Linked DNA regions of Homo sapiens: region 2 is linked to region 1. A link is a contact called in ENCODE Hi-C or POLR2A ChIA-PET data. All regions are on one chromosome and are shown on one strand. The core of a region is the stretch at or near the end of the contact, and the rest is flanking DNA. Distances in the headings are between cores, read along the strand shown. Region 1 has its middle 55 kb from the start of TPD52L1. Region 2 holds the start of TPD52L1 (TPD52 like 1).

Evidence for each region. Hi-C counts contacts between places; a loop is a spot of excess contacts on that map. ChIA-PET counts read pairs that join two places held with the same protein, here RNA polymerase II (POLR2A). Pooled maps may share reads with other maps.
Region 2: a loop to region 1 is called in a map of HCT116, with 5 times the contacts of the local background. The contact joins the promoter of TPD52L1 here to the enhancer-like site in region 1. A Hi-C loop is called at or near these places in 2 of 168 maps with a recorded cell type or tissue (HCT116 and PC-9) and 2 of 50 pooled maps. POLR2A ChIA-PET finds 5 or more read pairs at or near these places in 3 of 52 experiments (CD4-positive, alpha-beta T cell, HEK293T and WTC11).

What each region holds. Positions count from the first base shown.
Region 1 is chr6:125,096,283-125,101,902 of GRCh38, forward strand. No RefSeq gene overlaps it. Among named protein-coding and RNA genes, the nearest start is that of TPD52L1, 55 kb to the right of the region's middle. Within about 2 kb of position 3,474, at least 5 of the 41 ENCODE cell types and tissues checked have a DNase peak (open chromatin) inside an H3K27ac peak, as active enhancers do.
Region 2 is chr6:125,149,982-125,155,097 of GRCh38, forward strand. It overlaps TPD52L1 (TPD52 like 1), which reads left to right and starts at 3,792. Exons shown (of 7, transcript NM_003287.4): 1 at 3,792-3,989. The coding sequence starts at 3,971. RefSeq lists an enhancer at 4,588-5,116.

The sequences.
Region 1 (5,620 bases), core at 2,224-4,723:
AGCAACATCCCAAATAGACTGGAAATTGAAGCTACCATTTTCTTTTCTTTTTTTTTTTTATTTTTATTTATTTATTTTATTTCATTTTTTTTTTTTTTTGAGGTGGAGTCTCGCTCTGTTGCCCAGGCTGGAGTGCAGTGGTGGGATCTCGGCTCACTGCAAGCTCCACCTCCTGGGTTCACGCCATTCTCCTGCCTGAGCCTCCAGAGTAGCTGGGACTACAGGTGCCCACCTCCACACCTGGCTAATTTTTTTTTTCTTTTTGTGTTTTTAGTAGAGATGAGGTTTCACCATGTTAGCCAGGATGGACTCCATCTCCTGACCTTGTGATCTGCCCACCTCAGCCTCACAAAGTGCTGGGATTACAGGAATGACCCACTGCGCCCAGCAGAAGCTACCATTTTCTTAAAGCCTGGGCCCCAAAACTGGTACCACACCATGGAAATAGTGGCAGCAGATCATGAAACTTGTCCCTGTCTCCTGGCCTAAAGAGATTGACTGTCTGAGGCACAGTTGCCATTTATTCATGCAACAAATATTTTTTGAGTACCTATTACATGCCAGACACTGTTACAAGTCATGGTTATAGATTAGTGAAGAAGAGACAAAAAAATGTCTGCCATAAGAAGGTTACGTTCTAGTATAGGAATCAGACAAATAAGCAAAATAAGTAAATTATAGAAGTGAAAGGGAGAAAAATAAAGCAGGGGAAAGTGATAGATAGTGGGGGTAAAAGGGCATGGGCTTCTGGGAAGGTAAAGTTTGAGCAAAAGTATGAGAGGTGAGAGAGCTGTACTGATGAGCTAACAGGGCATTCTAGGCAAAGCAAACAGCAGAGACAAGGGCTCAGAAAGGCAAGACTCCAGAGCAGCTGGAATAGAAGGAGAGGAGATGAGTATAAACAGAGAGGTGGGGGCATTGCTGCAAATGTAGGTGGGTAACTGTAGTGCATTTGCATTCAGTTTGAATGAGACGAAAAGTCCACTGAAGTTTGTAGACAGAAGGGTGCTATGGCCATCCCTAGGTCCCAACAGGATCATTCCGGCTGCTGCAATGAGACTAGAGTGAAGCAAATGGACAAAAGAAAAAGGTACAGATCAGCTGGCCAGAAGGACAGCTCCAAAATGAATAATGGCCCTATTCTTCTTCACACAGCTGGACTTCTCCCCATCTTTGCTAATGAAAACCAAATCACTTCCTTGGTAATAGTTTACTTTTTCTCTGTATTCATTCAATAAATAGCTATTGAGCACCCATAGGAGGATGCCCATGTTATCATGGATCCCCAAAAGAGAATGGCATATCTCTATGTGAGAGTCAAACTCACAATTTTTTTCAAAATTCTCAAAAGTTGGTCCAGAAAAAAAGTTACACAGCTATTTTACGCTTGGCCAAAAATATTTTAGTGGACTTCGGCATTCAGACCTTCAGATATGTAAGGGTGAGAATTGCAGCCTTTGGGGCATGGATATGAGGTGCCCAAGACAAAAACCTGGAGTTCGACCTGTCTGGCTATCTTTCACCCAACCTAGCTCAATCTGTCATTATATCTCCTAAATAACCTCTCTATTCACACCTTCACCCTTTAATTCAGATTGTCCTTCTTATTCAGATAATGGCAAGCATTGGGATTCTTGCCTTCAGGCTTCCCCTCTGTTTTGCCCATGCCTGTGATGTGACTGGCCATAGGCACTGTCCACTGCATCCTTCACAGTGCTATTAGGGTGATGCTACAAAAACACAATCTGATTTTATCACTTCTGTCTCAGGATGGGGTTTTCTGAGAAGCAGATTCCTAGATGGAAATTTGCATGCAGGAGGCTTATTGCTAAGGTTTACTGCACATCTATGAAGGAGTGAAATAAACAGGATTGGGCAGGGAGAGAAACTAGACTGCAATGAAGTCCCCACACAGGCCTGAGCTCATCAGCCATAACCTATCAGCCTGAAGCTGGGAAGGCTCTGCAGAGAGTTGTCCCAAATTGAAATGAGAGTAAGCCTTAACACTCTGCATAGATCAGTCATTGAATGGGAGCTGCCCTTGGAAGCATGACTTTGGGAGGAGGTGACCCTTTCAGCTGAGAACACTCCAGAGTGGGTTCAGCTTAGAACTGTCAGTCATCAACACTCTCAGGCTGGGCAGTGAACGAATCAGCCCCCGGAGTGGGTGGGTGGGATGAGACAGAGTAGCTTGGGGCAGGAGGAGAGGTGTGGGGAAAGGTGAGAGGTGGAGGTGAAACCTGGATAGCACGTTCCAAGTTAACCTCTCCAGTCCTTGCTCACTGTTGAGACATTGGGATCCCCCCCAACCCCCGACATTAAACAGAACTCTTCCTTCCACCATGCTCTATTAATATAATCACCAACAGATTGGTTATTTATTTTTGCTTATATTATGCATGAGGCCCTCTAGCAAGAACGTGAATTCCATGAGGTCACGGATCATGTTCTATTCATTTTTGGGTCCCCTCCACCGTCTATGGTAACTGGCAGGTACATCATAGGCATTGAAACGTTTGAGGAACAAATTACAAAACTATAAAACAAAAAAGTTTTATAAGAGACGTGCCCAAGACGCCTCAACTTCAGAATGGTGAAGCCAGGGATTCCAACTGGGTCTCCCTTCTCCAGAGTTGTAAGTGCACTAGGTTAGAATCAGCGGAAGAGTGGGAAATGGGAAGAACACGAAGCTGGAAATGGGAAACCTTAGTTCCAGCCTTGGTTTTCATCCTCCAACTGGCATGCTAACTTGCCCTCTCTGGGCTTCCTAGGTCTCTTATTCCTTATATTGGAGGTGTTGTTATGGATAATTTCAAAACAAATCTTTATCTAGCGCCTACTATGCGTTCACATAGTCTGTTCACGTGTATGTAATCCTTACAACCCCTCTGTGGTGTTATTAGTATCCTCGTTTTATAAACAATGTGGGAAAGAAAACAACAAAGCTAAGCCCAGCTAAACTAAAAAATAAAAAATAAAAAATACAGTTCAATGGTTTGTTTGAGGTCACATAGCAAAGGCTCAACTCAAACTCAGGTCTCCTGCTTGCCAGTCTGCGGTTCCTGCCATGGGGAAATTCTGTTATCTTTGAAGAAAATAATAAGTAAGGGAAGAGAGAGATGCCCTTTCACAACTGCAAAATTCTCTCCTCCCCAGTTTCCAGCTCCCATCATCAACAAAGAAAACCACGAAAACAAAAACAAATCCGGATTGCCTTTGTCCACAGTATAGAGGGCGGGGGCGGGGGCGGGGGCGAGGGCGAAGGCGAGGGCGTCGGCGGGGCTGCAGCCTCCACGCAGAGACCACTGATGGCTCCGCGCCGCTCAGTTGATCCCTTCCCACTGCACGGAGCGGGAGACTAAAGGCCCACTGCCCATGGCTGCGAAAACCTTCCTTCGGGAACGCGGAGCTAGTGCACGGGGGCATGTTCTTCCCCCGCAGCCCTGGCAAGCAGAGGCCGGCGGCCTGTGGCGCGGGGCAGTTGTGCTGGCTGCCGGGCGGGGCTGCTCTGGGTCTGGGTGCACGGAGAGGAGCGCGGAGTGAAGCGCACGGTGCACACTGCGGGGCGCTGCTTGTCACCTCCCTGCCCCTCCCTCTGCCCTCCCCCGCTGTCCGGAGCACAGTCCCGGGAGGGCGGATGTCCCCTGGGAAGATGCGCGAGGAGAGCGACTGGGAGGCAGCTAGCAGCACCTGCGTGTGGGCAACACGACCCGAGGCTGTCTCCATTGCCTGCGTGCTGAAAGCATAAAAGCTTTTTTTTTTCTTTTTTTGAGGAAGTAAATGTGTAAATTAAATTACTTTGGTGGGGGTTAGAAAACAGTTTTCCTCAGTGTCATGGTGACATCTTCCATCTGCCAGTTCACTTTTCATAAACCTGCTGATACATTTTCTACATCTCATTAAAAAGGTAACCCAAAAGAAAAGTAACGGGGGGAGAAGGAGATGAAAGGGAGAGAGAAAGGAAAGACAAAACGAAGAGAAAGTTAAAAAAAATAGACTAGGAAAGAGGGCCCACCAGGAACCAGGAGGAGCCCTGGGGATGGGGTCGGGACGAAAGCTGGCAAGAATTTCGGCTGAGTTCCTTTAACAAGTAGAAACGTGCGGGGTTGTGTGCGATTTTCCTGGAAAATCCTCACAACCCTATGAGATAAACATTATTCCCATTTCAGAGATGAGGAAAGTGAAGTCAGGACAGAGTTGCATCATCAATCTGATTTGAATACCAAGGGCAAGTTTTTTCCCACTACATCAGGGTATCCTGATCCGTTTTAAACTATTAGAATCACCGTTGTTGCATTATTTATTAGCCTTGACAGAGACTGAATAACCTCCCCCATCACAGAGTCTGCAAGGACAGAGGTGTGATCTAAACCTGGGCCTGGGAGCCCTGAGCTATCAAGCTAGACTGCTTCTCAGAGCCCTTCTCTTGTTAACCAGGGACTCTGAGGCAGGGTACCCAAACTGTCCTTTGACATCTGCAACTCTAAAAGAGTAATTGGAAATTGGGGAATAATAACACAACAGATAGAAGTTTTTGTTCCCATCAAATGAGACAGTGTATATGAAAGTACATAGCATAATACCAGTTATTTTCTTTCTGACATTCAATTCATTGAAAGTTTATTCAACATTACTTATTCAGTTTATTAGTAGTAGTAGTAGTAGTAAGCATGTTTAGGGCCCCTCCTGTGTTATTAGACATACCCTGTATGTGGATCTTGGTGAAGGCTGGGCTCCAATCCTGGTCTTGTGGAGAGTACTAGGCAAAGATTTAGGACAAATGGATTCCTATCTTGAATTCTTACATTAATTTGCTCTGTGATATTGGCATAGCCACATACCTTCCCAGACTTTGGTCTAAAATCAAGGAGTGCAAGGGTAGTCTCTAAGATCTCTTTCAGCAATGAAATGTGGGTCCATGTAACCTATATTTAAAGTTAGTTCCAACTGTTCAGTTCTATTATTTCTGTAATCCAGACAGGCCCTGTCAAGCAGCTGTGCATCTGCATACTCCCATAGGCTGGGTCTCTACCTCCTCCTCCTCCTCCTCCTCCTCCTCCTCCTCCTCCTCCTAACTCCTACTTCTCCATCGTCCTCAGCCCCAGCATTTTCTCCTGCTAGATGCCATCCTGCCTGTACCATCCAGGGTGCATCACCATGGCCCCCTCTGTTAAGGACTCTTTGTAAATCACCACTGAGCAAGGCACTTGTATTAGTTTTCTAGGGTAGAAGTAGCAAAATACCACAAACTGGGTGGGTTACAACAACAAACTTAATTCTCTCATAGAGAGGCCTGAAGTCTGAAATCAAAGTGTCAGCAGCACTGTTTCCTTCTGGAGGCTCTGAAGGAGAATCTGTTTTTTGTCTCTCTCCTCGCTTCTGGTGGTTGCCAGCAATCCTTGGCATTCTTTGACTTGCTGTATCTTCACTTCACTTCAGTCATTGGATATAGGACCCAACCTTATCCAGTGTCATCTTTGGGGCAGAAATGTGTTCTCTCTAAATTCATATGTTGAAGTCCTAATCCCCACAGCCTCAGGCTGTGACTGTATTTGGAGATAGAATCTTGACACAGGGAACTAAGTAAGGTAGAATGAGGTCATACGGGTGGGCCCTAACC
Region 2 (5,116 bases), core at 2,542-5,041, 54 kb after region 1:
CATGTGCCAGGAAACCATGAGTAGTATTCCTTCTTTCAAGAAAAAAATGTAAGACTCCATTTATGTTTATTAGTCTATACTGTGCAAACTTGGGCATGGATAAAATATAACCTACTGGTTAGTTAATTGTTTATTCAATAAATCTTTTTGAGCTATGAAATTTTTATAAGACTTTTTGTCAGGAATTATGGGAGGTTTAACATAATATCCACACTCAAACCTGACAGACTTTACCATCTATTTTAAGAAAGGAAGAGGAAACAAAAACCCAAGTGGCAAACTATTCAAGACCAAATGTAAATAAGTACCACATTGTATTTTACAGATGAAGATCGTGTAGATGTTGAGAAAAAGGGGAGATCTGTAACATCCAAAGCCAGAGGAGTAGAGATGGGAGCTGATATTTCTTACTCCTTGTCATGCTTTCTAATCTCATTACCAGGAAAGCCTTGGAACAGGGCTGTGAATTTCTAGTCCTGTCTGAAAACATGACTGTCTCATCAACCTGCAAGTACAACCTACAGGGACTCATGGATAGAGACCCCAGAAGATTCAAGTTTCCTGCTGAGGAAAAGCAAGGCAGCTCTGCCTTCTTGTTTCATCTCTCCAGTCTATAAACAAACCTTTTTTTTTTGGTGATTTTTCTGGGCCCCCCAGGATAGCATTGAAGTACTGTCTAGTGTTCCTAGGTGCAAGAAGGTTGTGATGTGCCTTAGAGAGAAAATATATATGTTAAATAAGCTTAATAAACTTGATTCTGGTATGAGTTTTAGTGCTGTTGGCTGTTAGCTCAATGTTAATGAAACAACAATATACATGATATACATGAAATAAGGTGTCTTTAAACTAAAATATATAAAGAAACAAAATTGTGTATTGATCAGTTGACAAAAATGTTAGAACCACGGCTTGTGGAAACCTACCTTCGTATCTCCACTAAGAGTGATGGCTCAGTATTGTAAAACCATGTTCTCTTCCTCTGTCCAGGGCATAGTATCAGACCTTTACAGGCACAACCCGTCTTATTGCGCTTCTCTTAACTGTGCTTCACAGACACTGCATTTTTTTTTTTTTGATGGAGTCTTGCTCTGTTGCCCAGGCTAATCTCGGCTCACTGCAACCTCTGCCTCCCAGGTTCAAGCGATTCTCCTGCCTCAGCCTCCCGAGTAGCTGGGACTGCAGGCGCGTGCCACCACGCCTGGCCAATTTTTTGTATTTTTAGTAAAGATGGGGTTTCAGCATGTTAGTCAGGAAAGTCTTGATCTCCTGACCTCGTGATCCGCCCACCTTGGCCTCTCAAAGTGCTGGGATTACAGGAGTGAGCTATCGCGTTTTTAACAAATTGGAGGTTTGTGGCATCCCCATGTTGAGCAAATCTATTGGTGCCATTTTTCCAATGCCATGTGCTCACTTGATGTCTCTGTGTCACATTTTGGTAATTCTCACAATATTTCAAGCTTTTTCATTATATTATATCTGTTATGGTGATCTGGGATGAGTGATCTTTGATGTTACCATTGTAATTATTTTGGGGAACCCTGATCCATGCCCATATAAGACAGTGAATTGAATCAATAAATCTTGTGTGTGTTCTGACTGCTCCACCAGCCAGCCATTTCCCCATCTCTCTCCCTCTTCTTAGGCCTCTCCATTCTCTGAGACACAACAATATTGTAGTTACGCTCATTAATAACCCTACAATCGCCTCCAAATATTCACATGAAAGGAAGAGTCACATGTCTCTCACCTTAAATCGAAAGCTAGACATGATTAAATTTAGTGAGGAAGGCATGTTGAAAGCTGAGATAGGCCAAAAGCTAGGTCTCTTGTACGAGTTATTCAAGCTGTGAATGCAAAAGAAAACTTCTTGAAGGAGAGTAGAAGTGCTACTCCAGTGAATACACAAACGATAAGGAAGTGAAACAGTTTTCTTGCTGATATGGGGAAAGTTTGAGTGGTCTGGATCAAACCCGATCAAAGCAGTCACAACATTCTCTTAACCACAGCCTAATCCAGGGCAAAGCCCTCACTCTCTTCAATTCTATAAAGCCTGAGAGAGGTGAGGAATCTGTAGAAGAAAAGTTGGAAGCTAGCAGAGACTGGCTCATGAGGCTTAAGGAAAGAAGTCATCTCCATAACATGAATGTAAGGTGAAGCAGCAAGGGCTGATGTCAAAGCTGCAGCAAGTTCTCCAGAAGATCTGGCTAAGATCATTGATGAAGGTAGCTACACGAAACAACACATTTTCAATACGGATGAAACAGCCTTATATTGGAAGAAGATGCTACCAAGGACTTTTACAGCTACAAAGAAGTCAATACCTGGTTTCAAAGCTTCAAAGGACAAACTGACTCTCTTGTTAGGGGCAAAAGTAGCTGGTGACTTTACATTGAAGCCAAAGCTCATTTACCATTCTGAAAATTTTAAAGCCCTTAAGAATTATGCTAAATATATTCCACCTGTGCTCTATAAATGGAACAACAAAACTTGAATGACAGTACATCTGTTTACAGCATGGTTTATTGAATATTTTTAAGCCCACTATTAAGACTTACTGCTCAAAAAATGTTTCTTTCTAAATATTATTGCTTAATATTGGTTAATAATATACTTTGTCACTCAACAGTTGATGGAGATGTACGAAGAGATTAATGTTGTTTTCATGCCTGGCAAAACAACATTCATCTTGTAGCCCATGGATAAAGGAGTAATTTTGACTTTCAAGCCTTATTATTTAAGAAATAAATAGATAGCTGCCATTAATAGTGATTCTTCTGTTGGATGTGGGCAAAGTAAATTGAAAACCTTCTGGAAAAGATTCACCATTCTAGATGCCATTAAGAACATTTATAATTCGTGGGAGGAAGTCAAAACGTCAACATTAACAGGAGTTTGGAAAAAGTTGATTCCAACCCTCCTGAATGACTTTGGGAGTTCAGGACTTCAAAGCAGGAAGTAACTGCAGATATGGTAGAAATAGCAAGAGAACTAGAATTAGAAGTGGAGCCTGAATATGTGAGTAAATTGCTCAATCTCATAAGACTTGAATGGTTGAGGAGTTGCTTCTTATGGACAAGCAAAGAAAATGGTTACTTGAAATGGAATCTACTCCTGGTGAAGTTGTTCACAGCATTGTTGAAATGACAGCAAAAGATTTATAATTATATAAACTTAGTTGATAAAGCAATGGCAGGGTTTGAGATGATTGACTCCAATTTTGAAAAAAGTTATAATGTAGATAAAATGCTATCAACCAGCATTGCATGCTACAGAAAAATCTTTCATAAAAGGAAGAGTCAATTGATGCAGCAAACTTCATTGTTGTCCCATTTTAAGAAATTGACACAGCTATTGCAGCCTTCAGCAATCACTACCAGGATCAATCAGCAGCCATCAACATCCAAGCAATGCCTTCCACCACCAAAAAGATTCCCATTAGGTGAAGATGATCTTTAGCATTTTTTAGAAATAAAATATCTTTTTAAGTTAAGGTAGGTACATTGCTCTTTCTAGACATCGTGCTATTGCATACTTAACAGACTACAGCATAGTGCAAACGTAACTTTTATATGCATTAGGAAACTGAAAAATTCGTGTGACTCGTTTTGTTGCAATACTCGCTTTATTGCGGGGGTCTGGAACCTAACCTGCAATATCTCTGCGTTATGCCCTTATAGCGCCGGGAGTGGGTGCCTTCCGCCGGCTGTACAGAGCGCCGGCAGGTGGCGCCCAGCGGCGAGCTTGTTCCAGCTTGGTTTGGGCCAGGTGGACTGGAAGGGGCGGAGGTAACCAGAAGCGGCTAGTGGCGGCTGCCTGCGTCCCCAACCCCCTCCGCGCAGCGCTCGCGACACGCGTGCCAGGAGTGGGAGCGAGCGGCGGGGCCAGCTGCGTTCTGAGCCTGGGCGCAGCTGCCATCTGCTCTGGGAAGCACCAGGGTGTCCCCGCCGCCCTCAGCTCGAAGTCAGCCACCATGGAGGCGCAGGCACAAGGTGAGTGGTCGCCGATCGCCCCGAGAGTCAGGTCCTGGGGCGCGCATAAAGGCTCTTTTCCTGCACCACCTAACTTCGCTCTCGGACAGAACAGATTGGTGCCGTGTTGCACATCCAGAACTCCACTCCCACCCGCGCCTTTGGTATAATGCCTGCTGCCCAAACTCAGGATTTGCTGTGGGTCTGGGGATCAATAAAGTGACAGGGGATCCGTAAGTGGAGAGGCCCCTCCTCAGGAAATGCGCCCGTGGAATGCTCTACCCTCTTCCGCAGCCAGTCGCCCCTGGCCTTCCCAACCTCGCGGCTGCCCGAAGGACCTGTTGTGCCGGGTCCGGAAAGCGTGTTTCGCTCCCTTTCCCTTGAGGGAGTGGGGAGGGAATGTGACTCTTTTCGCCCAGCGCCGTGGACTCGCGGCTTGTGGCTCCCAAGTTAGGGAGTGAGAGGATCGCCCGCCGAGGGGGTGGCTCCGCAGCCCGGCTGCGCGAGACGCTTCCCGCTCGGGGACCCGCCTTCCGAGGCCAGGTGAACGTTACCGGCCCCCTGACCTCCAGCAGATCCACACGTGAGTCCCGGTTTCCGCGATCGGGGAGCGACCTCTGCCTCCCGTGGCGCGCGGGGCCCCCGGCCGCCCAGCTCCCTGCTCCCGGGGCTGCCTGCTGGAGGAGCCTGCGGTGGCTTCAGGAAGGGCGGCCTCATATCTTGGGGTCACACTTGGAACAGGGTTGGGGAATTCCGATGGAATCGTTCAAGAATGGGGGTAAACGGACCGTGGAAAGGGGCAGAGGTGGGCGGATGTGGAGCGAGAGACAAGTGGGAAGGAAACGGACTCAGTGATCTACCTTGGGGAGCAACGCCCAGAAGGGATGGCTTGCGGAGTTCAGCCTTTAAGGCAATCAAAGCCACCATTCTTTTACACAGTAGGAAACTCTGTGTTGGCTCTTAGTATAGATAAAATCTCATTAAAAAGAAAAAAAAAAAGGTTCATGACCTGATGCGCTCGCCCTCTAGGGGCAGAACGCCCTGAATGAGAGTGGGTTGGCGATTGCGTGGGCCTGGAGTCGCCCAACAGGTTTGCTGCCAGGATTACAATTGTCTGAACAGCACGAACCTTACTCGTTTGTTCCATC